Linked DNA regions of Mus musculus: region 2 is linked to region 1. The links are chromatin loops, found by intact Hi-C in ENCODE. Cell type or tissue: left cerebral cortex. All regions are shown on one strand. Links, peaks and the distances in the headings refer to the core of each region. The heading gives the core; the rest is flanking DNA.

Region 1 (8,339 bases), core at 213-8,212:
TGTTCACTCTGTCCTTAAGGAATGTTTGTGCCTGCCACGGAGAATCATATCGCCTGAGGGGTTTGGTGGGAACCGGCTTTGTTCTGGGTCTTTTGAGATTTATGTTTCCTCAGAATGGGAAAGAGTTCACTGCTTGGGAGTTGCTTCTGATCTTGCCTTAGGCAGGGCTTTGCCTCAAATGATGTTTAAAGATAAGAAAGGTCGGGCCAGGAGCCTGCTTGGTGGCAAGAGACAAATACGCTGATGAGATCAGAGGTGCAGCTGGAGCTGCAGCTGGAGGTGATCATGGGAAGACTGACACCCATCCTCGGCTTAGAGACTGTGAGGTGGGTGTCCAAGGTTGCTCTTGCTGTGTTCAACACCGGCTAAAAGCAGCTCACGGAGGACGGTGCTTGCTAGGCTTCCAGGTTATGGTCGACCATTAAGGGATGCCAAATGTGGAGTGCAAGGAAAGTACCTGGAGACAGGAACTGAAGCGGAGACCAGAGAAAACTTCTGCTGGCTGCCTTGCTTCTCCTGGCTTGCTCAGCAGCTACCCTTCTTACTATTGTCCAGGGATGGCACTCAATGCAGCGAGCTAGACCATCCTATATCAACTAGCAATTAAGAAAATGCCTCATGGCCATGGCCATTGGACAACCTGATCTAGGCAGTTCCCCAACTGAGGTCCCATCTTTCTAGGTGACCCTACCTTTGCATCACATTGACAGTTGAAACTAATTCTGACAGTGTACAATTCCACTTGCATTATATTTGAGGGAAGGAAGTAAAGGCTGGAGAGAGCAAGCCCTTTTCCTGACATCACAGACTCAAGTCTTCCCTGCGACTGTGTTACCTCTCAGTGGTTGCTGCAATGAATTAGACACAAAGAGCGTCAAGAGGTCAGGTCACCTGACGTCATCTGACATTGGACTTTTCCTGTTGGTTACTGACTCAGTGGTTCATTTTCTTCTCTCATCTGCAACAAGTTCGAAAGGGATTTCTAATCTTTGTGTAAGGTTGACACATTAAGGCTAAAGGTAAGTCAGTCCTGTGCAAGTGAAGTGACCCAGAGAGCAAATGTTCAGAATGTCAAGTTGAGGACAGGTTTGGCACCTCTGAAAGGGAGAGATGGACTTGGAACAGAGAGGTAGAAATAGTTGAAGTTTGAAAAGATGGGCAGCGACTTTAACAGATTTACACCCCCCCTTAAATATGATTTTCATATAATCCCCATTCTCTGGGTCAGAACTGTGTGCTGGGCTCAGGTAGGTTTTTCTTACAGACTCTGCATGCTCACGAGTGGGTGGCCACCAGTGGTGTCATGTATACGTCTGGGCAATTGGTGCCATCAGGAGCCAAGCTCATTCTGACCGCCAGCCTCTGCTTTGGGGCCTTCTATAGAGAGTATGGCAAAGGAACACAGTGCGTCAGGAGGAGTGAGGCTGCAGTGATGGCTTCCATCAGAGTCAGCCAGTCCCAGGGCAACCCAACTTGGTGATGGAAAATGACCCTGCTTACGTTCTACAAGAGGCGCCTTGCCCTTGCCGTTCAGGTGTGCGCGCACATTCACTGAAACTCTAGCTCACTGGTTGGCCTGTATGGGCTGCTCAGGAAGCTCCAGGGATCCTCCTGTCTTACCAAGTGTCAGCAATGCTACGATTACAGGAGTGTGCTGCCACATGCAGCCCTTTCAGGTTGTCAGACAAGCGCCGGGTTTCCTTTGACTAGACAGTCATCTCTTCAGCTTTGGAATTTTAAACTGAGCTTGAGTTTAAGACATGGACACTTCGGGGTCAGGACAAGGTAAGTGCTAAAACCCACTTTGCAGCAGGGGTTAGGATGATGGAGCAGGTTTTCCAGGTGAAACATGGGGAAGCTTTGAGTCTGTGCACCCCCAGGATTGATTGGTTGGTATTCTCTCTCTCTCTCTCTCTCTCTCTCTCTCTCTCTCTCTCTCTCTCTCTCTCTCTCCTCCCTCTGTTTGTTCTTTCTCTCTCCCTTCCTTCCTTCCTTCCTTCCTTCCTTCCTTCCTTCCTTCCTTCCTTCCTCATGCTACAGCCCAATATCAGCCCCCCTCTCCTCCCAGTACCCCCTCACACAAGTCCTCTCCTCCACTCTGCCTTCCACTTCCCTTTTGAGAAGGGGAAGCCCTACTGTGGTTGTCATCCCCCCACCACCCCTCCTCTCTGCACATCAAGTTTTTACAAGACTAGGCACTTCCTCTCTCACTGAGACTAGTCAAGGCTGTCCATTTAGGGGTGCAGAGTCCACAGGCAGGCAGGCAACAGATTCAGGGACAGCCCTTCCTCCGTTGTTGGGGGCATGAAGACCAATATGCTTTTCTACTACATATGTGCAAGGGACCTAGGTCCAGCCCATGCTTGCTTTTTGGTTGGTGATTCGATCCCTGGGAGCCCTCAAGGGTCTAGGTTAGTTGCCTCTGTTGGTCTTCCTGTGGAGTCACTGTCCTCTTCAAGTCTGTCAGTCCTCCCAACTCTTCCATAATCCTCCCTGATCTCCATCTAATGTTTGGCTGTGAGTCTCTGCATCTCTTTCCACTGGCTGCTGGGTGGAGCCTCTCGGAGGACAGTTATATAGGTTCCTGTCTGCAAGCATATCAGAGTATCATTAAGAGTGTCAAGGACTGGTTCTTGCCCACAGGATGGGTCTCAATTTGGAGCAGTCATTGGTTGGCCATTCCCTCAGTCTCTGCACCATCTTTGTCCATGAACATCTTGTAGGCAGGATATGATTTTGGGTAGAAGGTTCTGTGAGTAGGTTGCTGTCCTTATCACTCCCCTGGAAGTCTTGCCTGTCTACAGGAAGTAGCCATTTCAGGATCCATATTCCTCCACTGCTAGGAGTCTCAGCTTAGAGTCGCCCCCATAGACCCTATGAGCCCTCCCAGTTTTGTGGCACACCCTAAAGATTGTATTCCCCCACCAACCACTGATTTCCCCTCTCTCTCCCCTGCTCCCCCTATATATGATCTTCCAGGCCCCATCCCACTCCCCTCCCCACCCCTCCTTATACTCAGTCTCTCCTTCCATTGACCTCCCATATATATATTTTTTTCTCTTTTTGAGAAATATTCAGCCATCCTCCCTTGGGTTCTCTTTCTTTCTTTCTTTCTTTCTTTCTTTCTTTCTTTCTTTCTTTCTTTCTTTCTTTCTTTCTTTCTTTCTTTCCTTCCTTCCTTCCTTCCTTCTTTCTTTCTTTCTTTCTTTCTTTCTTTCTTTCTTTCTTTCTTTCTTCCTCCTCCTCCTCCTCCTCCTCCTCCTCCTCCTCTTCCTCCTCCTCCTCCTCTTCTTCCTCCTCCTCCTTCCCCTCCTCCTTCCTTTTGCTTCCATCGTGGCTATTCTCTATTTTATGGCTAAAATCTACTTATAATTTAGTACATACTGTGAATGTTCTTTTGGATCGGGGTTACTTCACTCAGGATGATATTTTCTAGTCCCATCCATTTGCCTACAAAATTCATAATGTCCTCGTTTTTAATGGCTGTGTAGTATTCCTTTGTGTAAATAACTGGATGTCTGAATGTAGAAGAATGCAAATAGGTCCATATTTAGCACCCTGCACAAAACTCAAGTCCAAATGGATCAAAAACCTCAATGTAAAACCAGATACACTGAATCTAATAGAACAGAAAATGGGGAATAGTCTTGAACTCCTCTGTACAGGAGACAACTTCCTAAATAGAACACCAGTGCCTCAGGCACTAAGGTCAGGGATCAATAAATGGGACCTCATTAAACCGAAACCCTTCTGCAAGGCTTAGGACACCATAAATTGGACAAATGGCCTCCTACAGATTGGGAAAATATCTTCACTAACCCTACATCTGACAGAGGCTAATAGCCAAAATTTATAAAGTACTGGAGAAGTTAAATACTAACAACCCAAATAACCCAGTTACAAAATGGGGTGCAGAGCTCAACAGCAGGATCGAATGGCCAAGAAGCACCTAATGTTCAATGTCTTTAGTCATCAGAGAAATGCAAATCAAAATGGTTCTGAGATTCTCCTTATATCTGTCAGAATGGCCAAGATCAAAAACTCAAGAGATAGCACAGGCTGGCGAAGGTATGGAGCAAGGGGAACACTCTTCCATTGCTGGGGGGAGTGCAAACTTATACAACCACTTTGGAAATCAATTTGAAAGTTGCTAAAAAAATAAAACTGGGAATAATTCTACCTCAAGGCCCAGCTGTACTACTCCTGGACATATATCTAAAAGATGCTCCACCACCACACAAAGACACTTGCTCTACTGTGTTCATAGCAGCTTTATTCATAATGGCCAGAAATTGAAAACAACCTAGATGTCCTTCAGTTGAAGAATGAATAAAGAATATGTGCTTCATTTACCCCAAGAATTCTTGAATGGTTTTTATTTCAAACTGTTCCCTTATTTTCTTCCTAGTCTACGTTTTAGAAAGTGCTATTGAACAGCTTGTGGGGGCGAGACACTGTATTGGATACTATGACCAGTAAAATATGTGTGGGATGTGGGATGCACAGATCTCTGTTTCTCATCTTGCATCTCATGTAGACTTAAGATGCTAAATTTATCCTCACGTGCATTTTCCCAGACATTAGATGTAAACCTGAGATTTAAACTTCAAGTTTGAAGTTGCAATGACACAGATTGACCACACGATGGTGCCCAAAGTCTATACAAAGTGAGGGAGTTGTCTTATTCCCAAAGGTGGGTGGAACTTCCGTTAATGAGTTTGGAAAAGGAGGTACCACACAAAAGGATGAGTGTTGTGTGTGGATATGCACACAGAGGCAGAAACACGTTTACAGACTTTGTAAGCATTCTTATATGCGCTAGGAAATCTACAGGGGAGTCTTTTGTGTGTTGTTGAGGAAGTGGAAGGAAAGCTAGTTCTCCAGTTTGGGAGAATAAAGATGGCTGCTTAAATGATTTGTTCTCACCTCTCTTATGGAGAAATATTACAGGGAGATTGAAAATGTCTAAGTTTGTGTGCTCGATGCAGACAGGGCTAGTAGAACACACTCACGTGGGACTCCAGGTGAAGCCTTTTACCTTCCTCCCTCCCCATTTCTTCTCTTTTAAAAGAATCCTGACAAGAGTCTCATTATATAGCCCAGGACAGCCTCTAACTTATGATAATCCTCCTGCCTCCAACTCCCTAGTGTAGTCTTTACAGGTATGTTCTATACTGTGTACTGTTGGTTTTCTTTTTCGTTTATTATTATTTTATTTTATGTGTATGAGTGTTTTGCCTATATATATATGTATTTGTACCTTGTGTGTGCCCAGTGCCCATAGAGGCCAGAAGAGGATGCCAGCTCCCCCAGAGCTGGAGTTACAGACAGTTCTGAGCCGCTGTGTGGATGCTGGGAATGGAACCTGGTCCTTTGGAAGAGCAGCCAGTGTTCTTCACTGCTGAGTCGTCTCCAGTCCTGATTAGATTTTCCCAAGATGAAAAGATAACAAATAATTGAAGAAGTTATCAGTTTCATTTTAGTGTGAGGCAGATAGTTAAACTAGTTTTAATGTACTTTCTCCCTAAAAGGACTTTTTTCTTACAATAATGATCATGCAGTTTTGTTATTGAGCAGGGCCTAGGAGTTTTCATGACATGATGGACTAGAGAGGGAAAAGGCCCCCTGCTCTTGGACTTTTGAGAATAGACATGAGCATTTCTTATTCTCTTACCATTTTTTCCTAGATCCTAATGAGAGAACCAGGAACTGTCTCTCACTGATGTGAACTCAGAAGGTGACACACACCATCGGGAATGTTGTATATTTTCTGAGTCTTTGTCTCACCCATACTGGTGACTGTTTAATTTTGAAGTATTTTACAAAATCCTGACTATATTCAAGCAAGGATGCTATTGGTGGCTCGTATCTGTCTACCCAGACATATTTAATTGAGAGTCCTACTGAAGCGATTACTGGGGTTGAGGCTCTTATTAATGAGAGTCCTTTGGAAATAGGATGCAGGCTGAAGTTGTGACCCCAGTTCCCCAGATGCTTCACCTTTGAGAGACCCTTTGCTAGTTTGGATGATGTCCCAGATTTACAACTACCAGTTAGGTAGACTTGAAATCATCATAAAACAGCTCCACAGCTGTTCAGGGGTTAAAACGGTAAACAAAGGTGCTAATTATATGACTTCAGGATCCCACAGAATGAATACACACAGGATTGTAAATAGAAAAGTTAAAAAAATTAAAAGGACTGTTTGGCCTTATTTTCAGTTAAGGAGTTAAACGTGTAGGGTGCTTTGGGCTATGAACTTTCCTGTATATTTTATTTTCTAAAAAAATAAGGGCTGTCTAGCATCAAGCATCAATTTTTAAAATTTGAAAAATAAATAGCAACACTTTTCTGTGTGAACATCAAGTCTCAGGCCATCAGAGCAAGCATTTGGTGGTGAGTGTTTTGAATCATCAAAGGTATTTTTAAAGCCCAGATGCCTTCTTGAAAAATAAATGTTATCACTTTTAAAATGATCTAGAACGAAAGGCTTTGGGTAGCTGTTTCAATGGTGATGTAAAATTAATGAGCTCACTCTCTGCCATGGGACCCATGTATTGTCACCCTGACTGACTTGACTCTTTCACACCGATGTTCTGCTTTCATACGCTAACAGCATCAAGGGAAGGAGGCTGCCTCAGTTAGAAATCCCTGTGGCTTGTCACAGCCGGCTGTGGCGTTGGTATTTGGCTTTGTCTTTTCTGGGAGCTGGTTCTTGGGCCAACTGTGAAGTACATTACTTCTCAAAAGATGAAAAGTCTGGAGGAGCTGTGCGGGCTAGTTGTTGCATTTTTTATGGGCTGAGCATAGCAGCGTTCATGGTGTGTTGACCCACTTTATTTCCAGGGGTCACTCTCATATGAGCCTGCTTTGTTAGCCCATAGACTGTTGTCCTCCCGATGCTGGACGTTCACCTATTCTTGTGTGAACATGCGTTAGAAGTATGTGTCAGGAGAGCATGACCTTTAGGTAAGGGTGTTGCGATTTGATTCCGTGTTTCACATCACCCAGGAAAGCCAGGTACTTTTACAAGTTAAAATAACTTTATCAAACCGTCTAAATTTCACGTTGGTAGCTAAAGAGAGAATATGGACTCATGTAAAAACAAACAAAAAACACAAAACACCAGAAACATGTGGTTTTTCTCCTTCCCTTATAAATTGACTCTACAATCACGTTCCAGGGTTTACGAGTAGACCCCCAAACCCTGAGGACTTCTGGTCACACCCCTCCCCTCTGGAATTCCCCACCAGAGCAAACCTATTTCCCAAAAGGTGGTTAGGAAATGTTCTAAGACAGTGGCTAGTGTCCTGTAGGATCAAAGGCTTAAGTGAAATTCAAGCGTTGTTGTGCTAAAGGTCTGAACTAGGCTTCCTTTTGAACATACGTTATTCAAGGCGCTGGCGAGATGGCTCAGTGGCTAAAGCACTGCCGCTCAGTGATCTGTCACTCAGTGATCTGTCACTCAGTGATCTGTCAGTCCAGTGATCTGTCACTCAGTGATCTGTCAGTCCAGCTGCAAGAGATCCGACACCCTCTTGTGGGTTTCTTGGACACAAGGCACACACATGGTGTAGAGATACACATGCAGGCAAAACCAGAAAACCCACCCCCATAAAAATATAAAATAACATTTAAAGTACATTATTTGGGAAGTCTACACATAGTAGAGCATGTAACTACTACCATAGTAGACGCAAATGAGATAGAAAGTTAACAGTGTCGCATGCGATGTGATTCTAGATACGTTGTGTGTGAGTACAATGAGAAAAGAGCTAGAAAAAGTGTAAACCCAATGCTGTATACTCATTCCGAAAGTGCATTCTTCCTTTTACTATTTCTTCTGGACTTTAATGTAGTGGGACTGGAGAGATGGCTTGGAATGGAAGAGTGCTTGATCTCCAAGGAGAAGGATCTAATTCCAAATTCCCAGCATCCAGGTAAAAAGCTAGGCATGGATGCACTTGTCTATGACCCCAGCACTGGGCAGACACAGACAAATCCTGAGAGTTTGCTGTCCAGCCAGCCTAACACAGGGCACATATTTCCACTTCAGTGAGAGACCTCAAGGCAACAAGGTTGAAAGTAATAGAGAGCACCCAGTGTCCTGCTTTGACCTTCCCATACCCTGCACACAAACACACAGACATCACACACAGACACACACACACACAGACACACAGACACACACACACACAGACACACACACACACAGACACACACACACACAGACACACACACACACACACACACACACACAGAGACACACACACAGACACACACACACACACACACACACACACACACACACACACCGGCCTTACACCAAGTAATCAGTG
Region 2 (8,339 bases), core at 290-8,289, 650 kb after region 1:
TAAGAATTTCTTGTGTGAGTGCTTTATCTACATCAAGTCAACCCCATGTTCCTTGCTCTCCACCACTGCTTTTTAAGTTCATGACCTCTTCTTCTATAATTAATATTGTTACATGTATATATACATACATGTACACATATATGTACACATACAAATAGACAGACATTCATACATATAAACAACCAACCTAGTGACTCCATTCAGTTTTGTTCACATGCATGTTCACATGCCACATCTTCACATATGTACACAGTACAAGTGGCTGACCACTTGGGACGGGGATAACCCACCCAGGGGCTTACCCCTGAGGAAACCATATCCTCCCTCTCAGAAGCCACTGACTGCCGCCAACAGCTCTTCATGTATGTATGGGGGCTTGTGTGTTACTGGGTCTCTTGCTCTGCCATTTTGAGGGATGGTTTTCCCTTTGCCTCTCTTGGCTTTGGGTGTGTTTTCCTTCAGGTTGCTTCCTTCATTTGAGCTAAGATGGATTTCTGTGCTGCTGGCTGAGGGTCTTCACTTTGCCTTGCCTTGCCTTGCCTTGCCTTGCCTTGCCTTGCCTTGCCTTGCCTTGCCTTACCTTGCCTTGCTCATCTGGAAAATGGTTACACTTTCACCTGCTGGAATGGGATTGGTTCTTTGGCATTTGGCTATTTTGCTCTCTCCTTATTTGCTTCTGGGATTCTCAGCACCTCCAGTCCAGACTCGGCTTCTGGAATCAGATCAGGGTCGATTGGCTGTTGGCTACAGTGTTTTTCTGTTGGCTTTTTAAAAGCCAACAGAACTCCATGTCTGAGTTCATGTAAAATCCCAATTATTACATTAGTCTCACGGGACACATATGTTGATCCTCACAGTTTTATAATGATGAATCAATCCTTCATCCATTAGCGTCAAACCTCAGAAATCTGTGACTTTAGCTTCACTTACTTCTTTCTTATTTTCTAGGCATTTATGATTATATATCTACAAAATGTGTGCACATACATGTATTCTGTGGTTTGTGGAAAGTATCGGAAATATATAACAAATCAGCAAAAGCAAGCATACTTTTAACAGCACTTTTTCAAAGCAAAGCTGAAAAGGAGATACAGTGTTTGTCTCCTCCAAAATGAAGACAGTCACAAACAAGCAAGGACACGGTTCCGGTCTCTGTTAAAAGGAGCAGCAAGCTAAAGATAGGAGCATCTCTCCCCTCCCCCACCTTCCAAGTGTCATTTGCCATAAACAGAAGAAAATTCTGGTCAGCTGATCCCTTCTGCGGAGACAGAGTAAGCTGTCAAGTGTTCACCATCTGGTTGAGCTCCTAATCCAGATGGGCTGCCAATAGTAATTTATGAAAGGGTTGAAAGCAACGTGCCATGCTCTAGCGTGAATCATTAGAAGGCATTAACTTTGGGATTTGCTCCCCTCCCCCAGCCCCTGCTTGCGACAGATGCAAAGATAGGGTGACTGCTTCCCTACAGTAAACAGAACAGTCTATTTGGGAAGCAAAAAGTCAATATGTCTTTCCTTTTTGAAGGAAAAAAAAAAACATTTATCGCCTCCTTCCCTTCAGTTGACTTAATGAATACAGGATTAAATGCCCCCCATGGTGGAGCTTCTAACACATGTCTGAAGAAGACTTCTCAATCTGACGCATCTGAACATCTGGGATACTGGACTGCCAAAGTCAGCATCAGGAATAATCTGACAGGCCTCATGCTCACCCTGCTGACAGGCACCAAGAAATCCTTTCTCAGGGAGAAAGCCCAAAGGTCAATCAATGTTTCCAGTGCAGTCCAGGGTCACAGACCCACTGGCCATCCTTTTCTCTTCTCCAGCAGACACACACAGGCAGTGTGCTTTCGAGTGGGAACTCAGTTACGGGGCACCGTGGTTGGCTTCAATCAGGTTTCTTTTAAGTCACCATCCATCCGCGTTCCACCATTAGTTGAGTGCGGCTGTACTGTAATCGCACTTGTTCCTTGTGAACGATAAAATTCTTTTCATTTGTCTTCAACTCGTGTGAGAATGGCTAGAAAATTGGGGAATCATAGTTTATCCTTTGTTCAAGTCATTTACTATTAAGGCGCTGGAGAACATTGCCAGTATGTATGCTATCTGTGCTTTAAGGGTTTGTAAGAGTCTGGAACCAGCATGGAAGGTTCTAAATGAAAAATGCTGGCATCTGGGCTGCTTGTAATCTACAGATCAAGGTCTCGGAAAGGAAAATGCAGGGGTACAGGGTCACGGAGAGCCCTGGGATTAGGAACAGGCCAGGTACTATCATTACAATCCTGCTGGGAATGAGAAATGGAAGAGATTAGCATCCAATAAGAGGGAGGCAATCTTTTGAGGACAGAGAGAAAGGCTTGGGTAAGCAGGGTGGTTGGCAATTTCTCCACCCAAGGAATGAATCTGTGGTGCAGACAGGAGTGGGGCAGAGGGGATAGTAATTCTCATGGGAGCAAGGTGACTCAGAGTGTCCTCATAAAGCTTCATTAGAGGAGAGATGTGCACATTGAACCAAACGATTTGTGTTAAGATTTCTTAAACCCAGCTGCAAGTGCCAGCACACAGAAGAAGAAACCAGGCATCCCTGATGGCCTAAAATGTCTGCAAGTGATCTAAAGGGCAGCCATTTATCCACAGGTGACGGGATACTGTTACTGTGAAAAATTAAGAAATTCTGATTTCAGAATATCTTATTTTTTTCCTTTATTAAAAAAAAGTTTGGTTTTTTTTGAGAATTTCATGTGTTGTATATTGAATTTTGGTCATTTTTGCTCTCTTTACTGTCTCTCCCCTTCCTTACTCCCTAACTGAAACTCCTTTTCCCCCATGAGGCTCTCTCCTATTTGATATTTTTTTGTGACCTGATGAATATAATTATGGTTGCTTGCTTGAGCATTAGTAGGGAATTGTTACTGAAACCATGGGCCACTTATCAAAGGTTGTACCACTGAAGAAATGATATACCTTCCCCAGAACCCCATAACTACCCATAATCCCTCAGTGGGAGGTGAGACCTCATAAGGCCTCTATCTATTCCTTGCATGAAGAAATGGTGATGACCAAATCTTTTCCCCCCTATTTATTTATTCGCTTTACATCCCAATTGCTGCCCACCCTTACTGGTCCCCACTTCCATAATCCCTCCCCATTCTTCTCTGAGACGGTAGAGACCCCATGGGTATCCCCACACCCCAGCACCTCAAGTCTCTGTGAGGCTAGGCCCATTCTCCCTGAGGCCAGACGAGGCAGCCCAGATAGAAGAACATATCCCACAAACAGGCAACAGCTTTTGGGATAGCCCCCGCTCCAGTTTGGGACCCACATGGAGGCCGAGCAGTACATCTGCTACATATGTGTGGGGAGGCCTAGGTCCAGCCTGTGTAGGCTCTTGGTTCGTGGTTCAGTCGCCAAGATCCTCCAAGGGTCCAGGTTAGTTGACTCTGTTGATCTTCCTATGGCGTTCCTATCCCCTTCCCCCAACTCCTCCATAAGGGTCACCAAGCTCCATTCAATGTTTGCCTGTGGGTCTCTGCATCTGTCTGAGTCGGCTGCTGGGTGGAACCTCTCAAAAGACAGCCATGCTAGATTCCTGTCTGCAAGCATAAGAATATCATTAATAGTATCAGGGATTCTTATGTAGGTTGTATGCAGGTAAAGACAGCTACATAGAGTTTATGAGTGCAACAGCTATGTCGGGCCCTAAAGACCTGCTTTACAGCACCCCTCTCCACCCTCTGCCTCTTACCTTCTCTATACCCCATCTATGTCCTTTGAGCCGGACGGGCTGGTGTCCCACCAACTCTCTCCACAGTTGCTTATTCTTTGTACTTTGAGCACTTATGAATTTTTACATGAATTACTGCCCACTACAAAAGGAAGAGTCTCTGAGCAGCACTAGTCTATGGGTTTAAACATAGTATGTAAGTATTTGGAATGTAGTTTGACACCATGTTCTTTAAACAGTTAGGTTCTCCCTCTAGACTCTATGACCTCCCCAATCAGAAAGTGGTTGGTTGCTAACATAATCATTATGTCACTATTGTACCAGTGTGCAGATCTTGACATTTTTATTATGACTACTCAACACGTATTTTTCTCACTCCTTAAGTTTATGTGTTCTTTTTTTTCCGTAAATGTTGATCAGATTCTATTTTATTGATCTTTAAAATGACATTAATTGGTCTAGAGATGTAGTTCAGGTGGTAGAGTGCTTGCCTAGAAAGTATACTCTCCAGCACCCTATAAACCATCAGTGGCAGTGTGTGCCGGTAATCCCAGAACTCAGGAGATAGACAGAGAAGGATTAAGAGTTCAAGGTCCCCAGGCTACATGGAAAGATTGAGGTCAGGCTCTGAGAGCTGAGACTCTGTCTCGAACTTTTTAAGAAATGTATTAACCTTCCGTTATTATAAGACCATGTGCTCAAGGCTACAAGGATTATAGGAGTAAGTCGGGCACCAGTCCTTACCCTTAAAGAATTTATAGCACAATAGATAAAGTGCCTGATAAGAAACAAATAAATCTCCTAGGTGATTGAAAAACAAAATCAGAAACAAACAGATCCTATTTTATTGGCATTGATTTGTCAAAATTAAAATTATGGTTTTGCGAAGGTGATATTTTTACTGAAGAAATGCTTGGTTTTGGGTTTTGTTTTCTTATTTTGTGTTCTCTGTGCTGGAAGGACTTTCAAGACATGCAATTTGAACAAGGTATTACATCCCTCTAGTGGCCATTTTCCAGACTACATGCAGGCATAGCTTTTATCTAGAGAAAACAACCAATTTCAAAAGAGCTTGCCAACCAGGCCGATCTATTTGAATGCAAGTCAGCAACAGTCAATAAAAGAACGCCAGGAGAAAAATACTTCACTATGCTTTATGTCATGTGTTCCACACTCAGAAAAAGTGCAAGAAGATTGGGGGTAGGGTGGAGAATTGACTGTGAGATCAGATACCCAGGCTAAAATCTTGCTTCTGCTATTCCGTGACTGAGCAAGTTAGTGAAAGGAAAAAAATTAAAATGGGGTGAAGAGCAATTGAGAAAGACAGTGTTGACCTCCAGCCTCCACGTGTGTACACCTGTACACACCTTTTAACACACACATACACACACATGCATACACACAAACATGCACACCTATATGCATACAAACGCACATGTGCACACATGAACACACACAACCATGCACAAAAATGTACATACACACAAGCATGCACATACACATGCACACACATATACATGCATACATATAAACATGCACACACACATGCACACAGATGCACATACATGCACACATGTACATACACATGCACACAGACAAACAGCACACACACACAACCATGCACACACACATGGACACAGATGTACATACACACACGCACATACACACATGTGAACGCACACAAAGCTGGCTGGGAACCAAAGAGTAGTGAACTGCTGTCCCCCAGGGAGTAGCCCATTCAAAATTCATAGTTGTTTTCCAGTTTCCTTCTTGGAGGTGTCGATTCTAAGTGTGATGAGCAAACAAATGCCTAACTGTAGTGGATGCAGGGTGCATGCTGGTGGTGGGGGTGACTCAGAAGTAGAAGGTGATCATCCTTCATCTTGGCTGGCACAGATGTTTTTACAATTTTATATTACAAGTTTTACCAATAACTTGCAAATTGCCATGGTGTTTCCTGACTCTTACCACCGTCCCTTCTCTTGCCATGTCTACCAGTCCCTGCCGTTACCTTTTCCTCTGTGCCTTTCCCAGCGTGCTACACAGATACATTCTCTTTCTCATTCTAAATTTCAGTATTCTATAGAAAACTTGGAACATAGTACTCATAGGACAACAGGACTTTAAAGACCTTTTTAGTACAGCTTCTGTCAGTAAGAATTGGTTCTAAAAGTCTCCTGGTGGTTTTTTTTTTTTAATTATTATTTTCTTCACTGAATATAAGTACTGAGCTATAAAACTAATTGTTCTAAATGTGCCTGGAATGTTGTATACCAGGAACAATATCTCTCATAGTGGTTTTATGTCATGTTTTACAATTATTCTTGTCTGGGACCCTTGATGTACCCCAGGCACATCCAAGTGTGACTGTTTGGAAGCATCTTTACAACCATTCTAGGGACATTGCTATACCCCTAGGTCTTTTTTTGATCTTGTCCTCATTTCATTACTAATTTATTTTTACTGACTCATAAATTAATTGTTTGAGGTTAAATTCTTGAAATCTGTACCTAGCTCCAAGATCTTTATAAAAAAAAAAAAAAGAAAGAAAAATAACTCCCAGGATAATTAAAGAGTTATCATGCTAACTTTTGCTAGTGGTTGAAGGAAAATGGAGGGGGGAAATTAAAGACTTAGATTTCTAAAATAGCAGGCAAGGTGCTGTGTTCAGTCCGCCCACACTCTCCTTACACTTCTTGCTTTGTGAAATCTTAGGAATGGTTAGGAAACCTGTGACCATTTCTGCAATGGGAGCAGTTGGAGTCCAACTCAAAGCTGGTTTGAAAGTCTTGTCCTTTTATGAGCCTCCATGTCACCTTCATCTCATAAGGTCAACACAGGTTATAAAAATGATGATGTGAAGATGAAATACTGGCAAGCATATTTGATATCTAATTGCTAGTGATAACTAGGTATTTATCTAGTGGATATAGCCTTGAGCATTCATAACCACTGAGAACAAAATATATAAATATTTTACCCTATTGGGTTAGCAAATGCTTTGTTAATTGGCCGATTCACATTCCTATTCAAAGAGCATCTTGAAATAAATGAAGCTTTTAAATGATGCCCCCAGGGAAACTTGGTAAACATACTGTGCCTTTTACCATAAGATTCTGGAAGTATCTCTGAGAAATATTAAAAAGTAAACCTTTAGAAAAGATTAGAGCTGCTGCAGAAGCCATCATTCATCGTTCCCTCGAGACTGACGGACCTTAAACAAAGGAACACTCTGTGGCTTTGCCGCCTGCTGTGCCAGTGTGATAGCTTCTATTATCTGAAAACAGTAGCTTGCACCAACTCAGACTGCCCATGAAAGGAGAGATCTGTTTTCAGGTGGTGCCTCTTGTCAGGGCTTCTAAGTCAAGGTCAAGGTGAACTAACCACTGGCTTGTTCCATTCAGCTCTCGGGTGACAGGAATCCACGAGATGATGGGATACATTCAGAACCGAGTGGATTGTCTCACTGAACAGTGTACAGCGCATGAGGAATTTGCCCGCAAGAGACAGCAATTAGCAACATCAGTGGACGACTACCTAAGGAAGGTAGTTTCATAAAAGAATATATATACACCTTTTATTTGGTGTTCACGGATGGTGTGCCAACTGTGAGCACTGTGGGAGGGTGTGGCACATCTCCTTAGACTTCCTCTATATTACATAGTAGGACTTATAATGGGGTGAACAGTTGTAATTCACCTCTGCCCCAGGTTGCCAATCATAAATGTCTAATGTTGTCTGCCATTCCAGTGCATACACACACACACACACACACACACATATATTTATATATATACACACACACACATATATACAAACATACTCTCCATAGTTCTGTGTTAGCCACATCAGACATGCCCCAAAAGGGGGGAGTGCTGGTTTGTATGACTCTGAGCAAAGTCACATGCTAGCTTTCATCATAATGGCACAATTGACCAGAAGGACTTCAGATAGCCAGCTAGATATTAACAGTTTTGGGGGTTGTGTTTCTGGGAAAGATCTGTTGTCATCATCATTTTGACTGGACAGAACCAGTGCAAGAGACACAGTCATCCACATAAAAGCACTCACGGGAGGAAGATCAGCAGCTTTCTATGGAAACATTTTGCTATCTATCCGCTGAAGACACGGTGGTAGTGAGCCTTGCTGTAGACGCTGGGTCTCAAATGTTCAGTCATCTTTGTATTCGATGCAACCTACTGATATACTTGAGTATATAGGAGCAGAGTTAACAGACTTCATAGGATCTGGCACTAAACAGCATCCTTGTTAGGTTGTTCCCTCTGTTACTGACCCGGTAGCTCATGACTGTGAGCTGTATCTGGTTGCCTGGGTCCAGAGAGAGTTTGATCACAGGAGCAGCTTGACCACTTGAGAGTCAAGCTAATTCGGTGATTGTGGAAGACACACCAGGAATTTAAACAATGGCTGCTTCTTATCTGATTGCTGACTTAGCTGTGGAGGGTGTGCATTCTATAGAAAGCAAGGGATGAAGGAAATAACTCGAGTGGAATGAAGCCCTTCCAGGGTCACCTAGGTCACTGGTTCTTGTGAACCAAAGATCAAATCACAATTCCCTCAATTCATCAGTGAAATGATTCAAGTAGGTCCCTGCTTT

What was found. Peaks named below come from ENCODE experiments on the same cell type or tissue, not always from the same donor. Only the 100,000 strongest peaks of a DNase experiment are listed, where the experiment ranks them.
Region 2: a loop joins it to region 1, with 4 times the contacts of the local background. A loop is called at or near these places in 6 of 42 quality-filtered maps.

Annotation. Positions count from the first base shown.
Region 1 is chr2:77,705,770-77,714,108 of GRCm38, reverse strand. The region is part of intron 3 of Zfp385b (zinc finger protein 385B); the gene reads left to right. Among named protein-coding and RNA genes, the nearest start is that of Gm35431, 55 kb to the left of the region's middle. In left cerebral cortex, for the core only: a CTCF peak has its summit at 4,636; a DNase peak (open chromatin) is centred at 4,681.
Region 2 is chr2:77,058,468-77,066,806 of GRCm38, reverse strand. It overlaps Ccdc141 (coiled-coil domain containing 141), which reads left to right. Exons shown (of 24, transcript NM_001025576.3): 9 at 7,126-7,267. Gm39862 (a long non-coding RNA gene) reads left to right here. Exons shown (of 2, transcript XR_866496.1): 2 at 949-5,014. Among named protein-coding and RNA genes, the nearest start is that of Gm39862, 8.1 kb to the left of the region's middle. In left cerebral cortex, for the core only: a CTCF peak has its summit at 4,730 (motif pointing left); DNase peaks (open chromatin) are centred at 1,290 and 4,737.